2 separate regions of the Homo sapiens genome follow, and region 1 is linked to region 2. The links are chromatin contacts, found by Hi-C or POLR2A ChIA-PET in ENCODE. All regions are on one chromosome and are shown on one strand. Each heading gives the region's core, a stretch centred on a gene start or an enhancer-like site at or near the end of the contact. The rest is flanking DNA. Distances are from core to core; before and after follow the strand shown.

What was found. Hi-C counts contacts between places; a loop is a spot of excess contacts on that map. ChIA-PET counts read pairs that join two places held with the same protein, here RNA polymerase II (POLR2A). Pooled maps may share reads with other maps.
Region 1: a loop to region 2 is called in a pooled map, with 4 times the contacts of the local background. The contact joins two enhancer-like sites. A Hi-C loop is called at or near these places in 1 of 168 maps with a recorded cell type or tissue (psoas muscle) and 4 of 50 pooled maps. POLR2A ChIA-PET finds 5 or more read pairs at or near these places in 2 of 52 experiments (BJ and HCT116).

Annotation. Positions count from the first base shown.
Region 1 is chr9:97,383,768-97,389,143 of GRCh38, forward strand. No RefSeq gene overlaps it. Among named protein-coding and RNA genes, the nearest start is that of MIR1302-8, 23 kb to the left of the region's middle. RefSeq lists enhancers at 1,979-2,485, 2,486-2,991, 4,242-4,806, 4,857-5,056, 5,087-5,236. Within about 2 kb of position 2,469, at least 2 of the 41 ENCODE cell types and tissues checked have a DNase peak (open chromatin) inside an H3K27ac peak, as active enhancers do.
Region 2 is chr9:97,465,413-97,471,251 of GRCh38, forward strand. TDRD7 (tudor domain containing 7) reads left to right here. Exons shown (of 17, transcript NM_014290.3): 9 at 5,146-5,257. Among named protein-coding and RNA genes, the nearest start is that of TMOD1, 33 kb to the right of the region's middle. RefSeq lists enhancers at 1-40, 3,213-3,272. Within about 2 kb of position 3,364, at least 9 of the 41 ENCODE cell types and tissues checked have a DNase peak (open chromatin) inside an H3K27ac peak, as active enhancers do.

The DNA.
Region 1 (5,376 bases), core at 1,219-3,718, 83 kb before region 2:
GCTGGGCACGGTGGCATGCATCTGTAGTCCCAGATACTCAGGAGGCTGAGGCAGGAGAATCACTTGAACCCGGGAGGCAGAGGTTGCAGTGAGCTGAGAGCGCCACTGCACTCCAGCCTGGCGACAGAATGAGACTCCGTCTCAATAAGTAAATAAACAAACAACTAAATGTAAGTAAAGTGTTTACCTGAGTTCTGTGAGCTGCTCTAGCAAATTAATCAAGCCCAAGAAGGAAGTTACAGGAACCCTGATTTACAGCCAGTTTCTAAAGAATGTATTAACCAGGTGACAGCCTACTACTTGCTACGGGCATCTGAAGTGGAGGGCAGTCTTGTGGGACTGGGCACTCAGCCTGTCTCCAGGTAGATAGTATCAGAATGGAATTGAATTAGAGGATGCCTAATTCACTGCCTAATACACTGCAGAATTGCTTGATGTATGGGGAAATGACCTTCACACATCCGTTATCAGACGTATTGTATTGAGTGGTGTGTGAGTAGAGGGAAAAACCACTTTTTCCCTATATCTTACATATTGAATGCCTTTCATTTTATTTTCTTGCCTAATTGCTGGGCCCTCCCATGCCTCCCACTCACTGCCCCCCTAATGCCTCACCTTCAACTCTCCCCACGGGAAAAGTTCACAGTCCCCCCCACTCCTGCCCACTTTGCCCCATGAAATAACCACAGTACAAGACTGGACAGAGGATAAAGCCATCCAGGGGGCTGTAAGCTCTAAGGACTCGGGCCAGCTTGCCCTTAGGACAAGTCAGTAACAACACAACTGAGTGTGTAAACAGGGGACCCCCAAGACCTTGGACCTCAGGAACACAGGACCCCAGACTTCACCTTGGCCAGTATGGGAGTGTGGGGTCTGTCGTTGACAAGGAATAAGTACCCTTATCCTGGCAAACCAGAGCTCACCTGTGGTTCATCAGGCTCCAGCCAGGAAGGAATGGCCAGGATGTGCCTGACAGAGAGGCTGGGAGTCTTCTAGGGAATTTCCGCCTTGAAAGGAATTATACCAGGAATTGCAGGGATGCTGGAAATCCTAGATCTTAGGTAGTAGCAATGTTTATGCAATGAGGCCCAGCTGCAGCCTTAAAAATTGCATTGCAAAATCTTTCCCCCTGGATAAGAAACCAGCAAGAAAAGAAGTGCTAAGGTCAAAGACAGAATCCCAGGAGGAGTCAAATCTAAGGTCAAGGGTCACTCACGGCTCTCCTGGAAGTGAACTGAAGATGCAATGTCCAGCCTGCCCTAAGTCCATTTGCAAATAATCCTCCTTTGGCCTTATCCTTTCCACATTACACATTTGGATCTTTTTACACTCCCCCCGCCCCAACACATACACACATACACACTTAGTACTGATGCAATTCCAGTGTTTGAACAAGAAAACTACAAGTCCCTAATAGTTGATCAAAGGAAACCTCAGTAAGCAAATCAACATGTTCCCTCTTCCTCCAAAGCAGTAGAAAGGTAGCCACTGTCTTGGGTCAGGAAATGGTCCCTGGAAGGGTATTTTTAAAGACACCCAGATTCCCAAGGGTGCTGCTATGCCGTGTGAAAGCCCCTTCAGCTGCTAACCTGGGAGTTCTGAGGGGCTGTCTCTGCTTCTTGCCCAAGCTGACGATACAGAAGTGAACATGGGCCCTGAGGAAGTCCTACTTTTCTCCCATCTCCCTTCTCCTGCAGTCAACACACAGGCACCCCTGCAAGATGCCTCATCTCTAGGAGGGATATGAGAGCCTGTATCTCCAATTAACACAGGAAGTGAAAGAACAAAACCACAGCTCCTAGGCTGTAACAGAAACAGGATTTTAATACAGTATTCATCTCTATTGTATCCATTTTTATAGTAAATAAATTTTGCCCCTCTTCAAAGCAGCCAGGGCTGGGGGAGAGCTCTTAGGGAGCGGGGACAGGAGTGTCTCATGTTCTCCTGGGCTTCAAGGGATCCCAGAAAAAGACTCACCTTGCTGTCCTTCTCATCTGGGCTGGAGGAGCCGGCCCAGGGTCCCTGGGGGGCCCAGCTGTGCCCTGCTGCGTACGTAGGGGTCACAGTTGAGCGTGCCTCGTGTCTGTCCAGCCACTGGTCCAGGGCTCTGCTCTGGGGGCCTGGTGGCTGGATGGGAGGGCAGGATGACCTGGAGGGGACTACCCCAGGGTCTCAGACTACCCTGCCACCCACTCTCACTCTGTGCTCCGGGCACTGTGCTGCGTGCTTGGTGTCCCGGTCCCGAGAGTGATCATTTAGCATCAGCCCATTTCATAGAGGAGGAAAGCGAGGCCCTGAGAGGTGAGGTGCCCTGCCCCAGCCACAGGGCTGTTCAGTGATGGAGCCGGGAGCCCAGTGCCAGCTGTCCGACACTCCAAACCCACACTTAGCCCAAAGCTGCACTGAGCCCTGGGACAGTCCGCCCAGTACACCAGGTCACTCACAGGCACCTGAGCTTGACTGTGGCCTTTTCTCCTTGGCATTGAGGCCGTTGCTGGCTGACTCAGGTGGTGGTTCTGACTGGCAGGACTGCTTATAGCTACAGGACAGGGTGGCAGCCCTGAGACTACCTGGAGCCACACCTCAGCTCTCCCTCCCAATGCCTGCCCAGCACCTGCAGTCTGGATGGCCCAGCTGTCACCACATACTAGAGGATGACTCTGACCAGGAGCCATAGCTTCAGGCTTCCTGCTACTGGCCACCAGAGAGAGTCGACCCCTGCCCTCACCCAAGTCCTTCCCCAGCCTGATCTCTCATCCTCACTGAGCTGCTCCATGGTCTGGAACCAGGTTCCAAAGTCCTCAGGTGGAAATTATCTGCAGCCACCTGAGGCAGCTGCAGCTCCCTAATTACTGTGCATTCCTGGTGCCAGAGGGAAGAACAGCAGGGTGACAGGGCCCGGTGGGGGGTGCTGGAGGAGCCCTGGTGGGGGTGTGGAGTGGGGCTAAGGGTCTTGGCCTCTCTAGGTCTTTGCTTTTAAGAGGCTCCCACCTCCACTCCAATCCCATCCAGTCCCTACTTGTTCTCAGAGTTGGGTTCAAACAGTCCCTCCTCCAGGAAGTTGTCCTTGATTCCAGCGCCTACCCCCACCCTCCAGTGGGATGGTTCCTCCTCTGCTCTGTATCAAGCCCTCCCAATGAGTCTAAGATGTAGGGGATGGGTCCAGGGAGTGTCTGGCAGGCGGGGAGTCTCCGACTTCCACGCCCCCAGCCTCCCGCAGTGAATGCCACAGCTGCTTACCTAACTCCTTTCCTGGAAGTTGATCAGATTTGCCTGGAAGTCACACAGCCAAAGCCCATCAAAAAGTCCCTGGCCCCTGACCACCTCCCGACCACATTCCTCTCACGTTGCAGTACCAACAGGGTCCACCAGGGGGCAGGGCGTGCATACAAAATGGGACTTGAACCTGGGTCAGACTAGGCTCCAGAGGAGGCGGTCACGGCAGCGGAGGCTCAGGGACTTTAGAGCCCAGCCCTCTCTGATGACAGACAGGGAAACCGAGGCATCGAGCTGGAAGGGATTGTTCACCTACTCCCGTGCTCTCTAACTTCACTCTCCTGCCACCATGGACAGCGCCCGAGGGAGCGTCTGACTCCAGCGCAGCTACAATCTCCTGCAGCTGGGCAGCGAGGCAGCTGGGCCGCTTCACTACACGGGGAACGGGGTCTGGCGGCTCCGTGGAGCCTCCGTTCCCCTCATCAATACGGTGGGCGCGACGCCCGGCTCACAGGGGAAGTGTGAGGACCGCCTAAGAGGAGGTTTGCCGAGAGCTCAAGACTCGGTGAGGGGCTCTCTCCTCCCAAGCTCAGGACCCTGGCCCCGCCCTGCCCCTCCCCAGCCTCAATCGCATCTGGATAATCCTTCATCGCAGTGCCCAGCATCACCAGGTCAGATGGAATGGGCCAAGGAGGGGTCGGACCCTGTGCCCATGGGGTGGGGTGTTGATGAGCACTGGCTCTCCGGTACCGCCCTCGGGTTGATCAGATCAAACAATCTGCAGCCACCTGGGGCAGCTGCAGCTCCCTAATTACCTAATCAAATCCCTCACACTCAGCCTCCCGGACCCACCCAGGCCTCCCACGTGGAGCAGCCAAGATTTGCCCCCACCCAAAACCCGTCCCCACACCTCTCTGCGTCTAGCAAACTCGCTGTAGCCACTCCTACAGCCGGCTTTGGCAATCACAAAGGTTGTGAGGGGCCAGCCCTGGTTCTCCCTGCTCCTCTCCAACCCACCATCTCCACCCTCTGCGCCAGCCCAGCTCTCCCTGACCCTTGCTCTGGCCACTTCTGTTGGAGGCATTTCAGGCACTGCTGGAGAAGCAAGGCCCCCTCCTCTCTTGATGTGAGGCCTACGCTGGGAGGGAGGAGTCCTGCCCTCTGACTCCCAGGAGTTTCTCCCACCCCACCTGCAGCTGCTGCCTCTTCTGGGCTCTCTGGGGCTCCATCTCCAGGGTGGCCACCCTGAAGGTCCCCTCCTGCCAGGGTCGAGGGCAAGGTCAGTGAGGATATCCTCTTCACCCCTTTATTCTCCCAGCCCCCTGACCCTGGGGCCCTGGACACCTGGCCAGATCAGCTGGTACTAGTACTACTGCCACCACTTCTGGGGCGCTTTGATTCCAGCTTCACTCCCTTGGCCTCCCTGAACCTGTGTGTTTCCTCCTCTGGGAAAGTGCGGCAGGAACTCCACCTGCCTCACAGGCTCTCCTGAGCACCTGGTTCCTAGCACTCACAGCATTGTTCCTGCCATCACACCCCTCCCCCAGGGCAGAGCCAGGCACAAAGCCCTCCACATTCCTCTCCATTGTCACCATGTGAGTCCTGCACCACAGGGCCATCATCCCTCCACTTTTCAGATGAGAAAACAGAGGCCAAAGAGGAGAGTGACTTGCCCAGGGCCCCATAGGAGAGGCCAGCTTCCTCCTCCTAGCTGGAGGCCCCATCCCAGCTGCCTTCACCATGCCCCTCAGCACCACTGCTGACCAGGGTCCCATCCTCTGGGCTCTCGATGTGTGTCCAGGCCCCCAGCCAGGCCCAGCCGTGGTGGGAGAAGACAGGGTAGTCCCAGGAGGCCCAAATGAGTGGCTCCTGCCTGCCTCAGCCACAGGATTCTCTGCCCCAAAGGCTGGGCTGAGGCCATGCAAAGGCTCCACCTCCCCAGGGAAACCCCCAGGAAGTTCCCCTGCACAGAACACTTTCTTCCTCCACTCAGGAAGGGGGACTCCGAGGTGCTATCTCTAATTGACAGGCTAGGGGTGCCCAGGGTGATGGGTGAGGCCACTTTGCTTCCTCTTTTGTGTGGATGCTTGTGAAATCCTCTCAGGAAGTAGCCACCGGGGATCCATTAGTCCCCATATACTCCTCATAAACCATCTGGGA
Region 2 (5,839 bases), core at 2,114-4,613:
CTCCCTCTTCTGTAGCCAAGACACAGGTCCTTCTCCACAGCTGCTCCCAGCGTAGCCCTCTCCACCCTCTTGAAAAGGCCAGTGGGCCCGTTTGCCACTTGCTTCCATCAGCAGACTCTTCTGGGCTTGGCTACATTCGTGGATATCAGCCTCTGCCCTTTGCCTCTTCATACTGTCAATGCAGAGACCAAGAAGCACAGTTTCCCTGAGAGCGGTAGTGTCTCAGGGCCTTGGAACACCCAAATAACATGCAGAGAAATTAGGTATTAGCTCCGTGTGCTGTGTGGTCAGTTGTACTAGTGTATTTTTAATGTGTTACTTCTTTCTATCTTGGTGGAAGCTGTGTGTCTATTTGGAATTTATCCTTTGAATAATGGGCCTGCTACTTGATAGAGAATTTGGAGGGAGAGAAAGTCTTTTCTTTCTCGATTGTTAAGATGTCTCCCTTCCCTAAAGGGAAATGCGCTTTAAGACTTGGGTTCATTTCTGTCCTTCATGATGGGAAGGACACTGTGTAGAAGGGTGACCCTAGTTCCCCACTTCTATAGTCCCTTGTATTTATACAGAGCGCTCTTGGACTGTGAGGGGAATGTATCTAAGATCTTTTGGTTTTCTCTAGATTTTGCAAGCAGGGAAATATGTTTCTATTTCTGCAGCCTCTGTTCCATAATACAAAACCTTATTCCATGTGCCACTATCAGCCGCCAGCCAGTAATCCTGTATGTGTCACTGAGTGCAAATGACCAGTCCCTGAACACAGGCTTAAGTCCATCAGTTACTGGCCACTGAACCCTAGCTACAAGTGGGAGTTAGGAGGTCAGAAAGGGATACTGCTGTTTCTTAGCAGGTTGCTCAATAGGAGAGGCCCTGACCCTCTCCAGAAGTAAGCTCACCCAACCACCCAGCCACCCTTTCCCATTTGCAGAGGCATTTAGGAAACTCCCCAGCTGAATCTACAGAGGCACAAATTTTAAGTAATTTGACTGACTTTAAAAATCTGAAAATTGGAAAATAGTTTGCCAGTTTCTTACGAACACTTAACCATATGACCCCTAAGGCCCACAAGGTGTCTTGTACATACATGTGTGTTGCAGTATTATTATTAATAGCCCCAAACTGGACACAGCCCAAATGTTCACCAACAGGTGGATCATAAAAACAAATTATAGTTTATTCATGTAGTAGAACACTGTTAACAATACAAAGGAATTAACTACTGATATAAATAGTTTCATGGACAAACCTCACAGATTTTGTGCTGAGCAAAAGAAGCCAGGCACAAGAGAGTAATGTATAATTTCATGTAAATGATGTCTAAGAGCAGGTAAAATTCATCTGCAGTGATAGAAATCAGATCAGTGGTTGCCTGGGACAGGAGGTGGAGGGGGGCTAATTGCAAAGGGCAAAAGGAGACTTTTTGGGGTGGTGTAAATGGTCTATATGTTGATTATGGTGATGATTATATGGATGTATACATTGATCAAAGCCCATCAAACTGTATTGTAAACAGGTATCTTTTATTCAGTGTAAATTATACTTGGATAAAGTTTGAAACCTGGAAGAAGCTAAGGACCACAATGGTCACTGGACCAAAGGAGAACACAGGGCTTGGGCACTAGTCCTGAGTCTGCCTGTATTTGGGTGTGTGCCTTTGGTCAAGTCCCTCCATTCCTCTGGGTCTCTAGTTGATAGGAGATAACTATCCCTAAACGTTCCTAGATAAACTTCTGTTTCCTGGCCATTTCACTCCCCCGGCCCTTAGGAAGTTCAACAAAAGCTAAGCTATTTTGAGGCACAGAGATTTCTTATGAAGAGAAGAATCATACGTAAATCCTAATGACACATTAACAGTGTAACAATATTTACAATAAATAATGCAGCTATTCCACAAGGATATCTCCCAGTCTGAAGTCTATAGGGCAGTCACTTTCTTTCCTCCCTCCCTCCTTCTACTTTGGGAATTCAGGCTCTCGTGTCAGATAGAACTGAGTCTCAGCTTTGCCATTTCTAGCTGTGTGGCCTTAGGAAAGTTATTTAACTTCCCTGATTGCTTATCTGTAAATTCAAACACTCCCATCGTGTTGTATATACCTGATACACTTTTTCACTTTTTACTGGAGCCAAGAACAAAACATACAAGTCCTTCTTCTCAAGAAGCTTACATTCTAGTGAGAAGAGAGAGATGACAAGCATACAGTAAACACACAAAACAATTTTAGTACAATGAAGGAAATAACCAATAAAGGAAATAACTATGATAGAAAATAACTCTGAAGCAAGAGATAGGCAGAGTGATGTGATCTCATTTAGATGCTTCAGAAATCATTCTGGGACTGTTGTGGGGGAATGGATTGTATTATAGTAGGGCACAGAAGGAAAGTAATACTGGTTAGGTGGCTGTTGTAATAGCCAGCTACCTTGTAACCTGGATTAGTGAAGATGGAGGTAGTGGAAGAGATTCAGGATATATTTGGAGGTAGAACTGACAGGACACTGACCTGTTGGAAGTGGATGGTAAGCAAAAGAGAAGATTCAAGATAAGCTACTGGGTTTGGGGCTTGAGCAATTGACTAGATATTGGTGCCATTTGTTGAAATTGGGAAGTCAGAGAGAAAAACCATTGTGGAGAACAATTGAGAATTTCATAGGACCTGCTAGGTTTGAGAATAGCTATCAGATGTCACATGGATGAATTTGGAGCTCAGGGAGCAGTTAGGACTGGAGATGTGTCAGGTTGGGAGGCATCAGCATATAGGTGCTATGTGAAATCACAGGACAAGATGAGATCCCCTAGAGAGAGAATACACGTAGAGAGGAGGAGGGGCCTGGGCCCAGGTCCTGAAACCCTTCAGTATTTACATGGAGGCATAAGGGGAGCAGAAAAGCCTGTAAAGATGGCCAAAGAAGAAAAACCAAGAGAGTGGTGTCACAGAAGCCAGAAAAAGAAAGCGTCTCATAAAGAAGGGAGTGACCAGCCTCGTCATTGCTGCTGAGAATTATGGGCTGGATGTGAAGAATAAAAAAGGTAGCTCGGTATTTTGTGCAGTAGCAAGCTCTTGGGACAGCGGTGATTGTAGCAATCCGGGCCTGAACTTGTTCCCCACATCCCCTTGAAGCTGACAGAGATGATTTCTCCCTTTATTTGGAGAAACCCCAGCTACTTAGCACCAGTCTTGCTTCGCTTGAATTGAACTTTGTCTGGTGGTAAGTACTGATTCCTTCCTTGCTTTCCCTGTCAGATCCTTGGTGAGTAGGAGAAACAGGAGATGTGGTCACCCGCTGAGGCTGGTGCCAGTTTGGCCTGACCCAGGCCCACATCCCAGGGGAGTCTGCTGGGTGATAGGTAGTGCTGGGAGACCTTTGGCCACTTGATGGTGCCAGAGAACCAGGAATGGACTGGGGCCTTATGCCAGATTATGTGACTACTGGCCCTGATCCCAGGACATTAGAGAGAGAGAGACTACTGAGCCCTCACAGAGCAAAGGACACAGAGCAGAGTGTGGTGAGAGTCACACTGGCCAATGCATGGACAAGTGTTTTATAAACTGCAGTTGCCATACAAACATGTATGATTAAAAACAAGAAAAGAAGCTACAAACAGTTCAGAAACACTTTCTTTTGAGGCTTTGGAGCAGTTATTCTTTAATCTGTTCTTGTGCTAAGAATACATTCTGAATTTCCCAGGAGTCATGATTTCACATGCTATGTCCTATTGTCAGACCACGTTACCTCCATTTTGGGCCTGGGAAGAACAGAATCTAAGTTGTAGGTGGTGATAGCTATTAAAGGAAATGAAAGCTGCCTGACTCCTGAGGCCTATGAGAAGCAAAAGCAGGTGCTAATTTAGGATTGGAGAAATAGACTTGTGCACTTAAATGGCCAGCTGCCTGACATGCAGCCCTACCAGCGATCTAGGCCTAAGTCAGTGTTGAGTCAGATGTGGATTCTAAGAGATGGTCTTTCTGATACAAGGTAGACAGGCCCCACAGGCCCGCTTATCACATGGCCAAGGAAAGGAGTTAGTGGTGTCTTCTGCTTTTTTCCCTTAGATTCTCTGCTGGGAAGGGTTTTTGTTTCGTGTGTTTAGTACCATAATCTAGGTACTAAGAAGCTGGCCTGTGGACTTTATTTTCAGGGAGGCAGTGAAAGGAACCTACCTCATGTTACTTGGTATTAAGGCCAAGACTTTGCCCTGGTGTTTGTTGTTTTGTTTGCTTTGTTTCTTTCAATAACCATCATCTCCTTTAATTAGAGATGCATATTAGGTTTTCAACATTTCCCTTAGATTCTTAGTTATTCTAAACCATAGCTTAATGTTTCTAGATTTTTATTTTTCTCAAAAAAAGGCTTTGTGTTTATATAATCCTTTTAAACTGAAGATTCTATAAATATTCTTAAAAATAATATCCAGGCTCTTAACAGTCTGTGCTAATGGTGAGGAAAAGTTGTTCAGGTTTCTGCAAACACAGACCTCTGTTCAGCAGACTTAGGGCCTTTTGCTGAGCTGAAAGAAGACCTAACCCAGCTTCACACCCTTGAAAAAAATAGGTACGCCTGTTTTTTAGTTTAGAATTCCATGTTGTTCAGCAGTGATACCATTGTTGTCATTGATGAAGCATCTCGGTCCCTGGAAGCACAGTAGCTGAGAATAGCCATCACAAATGCTGCTTTGGGGATTTAGAATCTGATAAATACCACAAGGATGATGCCTGCCATAGAAACAAATACTGCTGTCCAGGGAACGGGTGGAAATGTGTAACTCAAAAAAGAATAAGCTGATATAGGCATTATGATATTAATGAAAGCACCAAAGGGGAGGGGAGCAGAGTTGGCAGAACCAGGTAGATAGGCTGCTGAAAGACTGGCGACAGCAAGGTGGCAGGGCTGAGCAGTCTTGTTCTTCCCATTGAAGGGGTAGGGTGAGGTAGAAGACTGGGACCTGGAACTAGGACCCCTGGTTTCCTTGGTCTCAGCTCCAGCCTTTCTCTTCTGTGGTAAGTCAGGGGCACCTCCCCAGCTTTTTCCAGGTGCCACTCTGCCACTCAGCTTGCTGATCATGGAATAAGATTGAGCCAATTAAGTGTATCAAATGAATTTTTTAAAGAGAGGATAAAGAACTAAACATTCTGTGTTTTTAATCATTAGGTATGCTATGTTGACTATGGTTTTAGTGAAAATGTTGAAAAAAGCAAAGCATACAAATTAAACCCGAAGTTTTGTTCACTCTCATTTCAAGCTACAAAATGTAAGCTTGCAGGTAAGAGGAACTTTTTAAAAAACTCTCTCCATTTCAATAGGCTATTACCACTGTACATTTGGATAGTTGAATCCTAAAATGGACTAAGTATCTCATGTTATAATGTGTTACTTCTTGAAAGGTTTAAATTCATGTCGAATGTATTCTTTATAAGATACCATTATAAAAATGTTATGTTTTTATATTTTGTGTTATATATAAAAACGTATTATAATTTCTTATAAAAATTTCAGCCATCTTAAAGGGATTTTTCTTGTTCTAACTGCCCTAGTAACAATTGATAGAGGCCCTGTTTCATGACATTTGATGAGTTTCAATATGTTGTTCAGCATGTTGTGAGGTGACTCTCAGCCCCTTTCCCACTGAGATGTACTGTGGTGATGCTGTGAGGGTGTGACTGACACACCTTCATGTGCCCAAGCATGGGTTTGATCACAGGTCACATGCAGTTTTTGGCATAGTAGATGTATCATTGTTCTTTTCCTTCCTCCTAAAGGAAACAGAGGAATCCACCTGTATGAGAGTGCCATGTAGGGATAAACTTAAAGGACAGATGACACATTGGTCATGTCCGTGATAAGG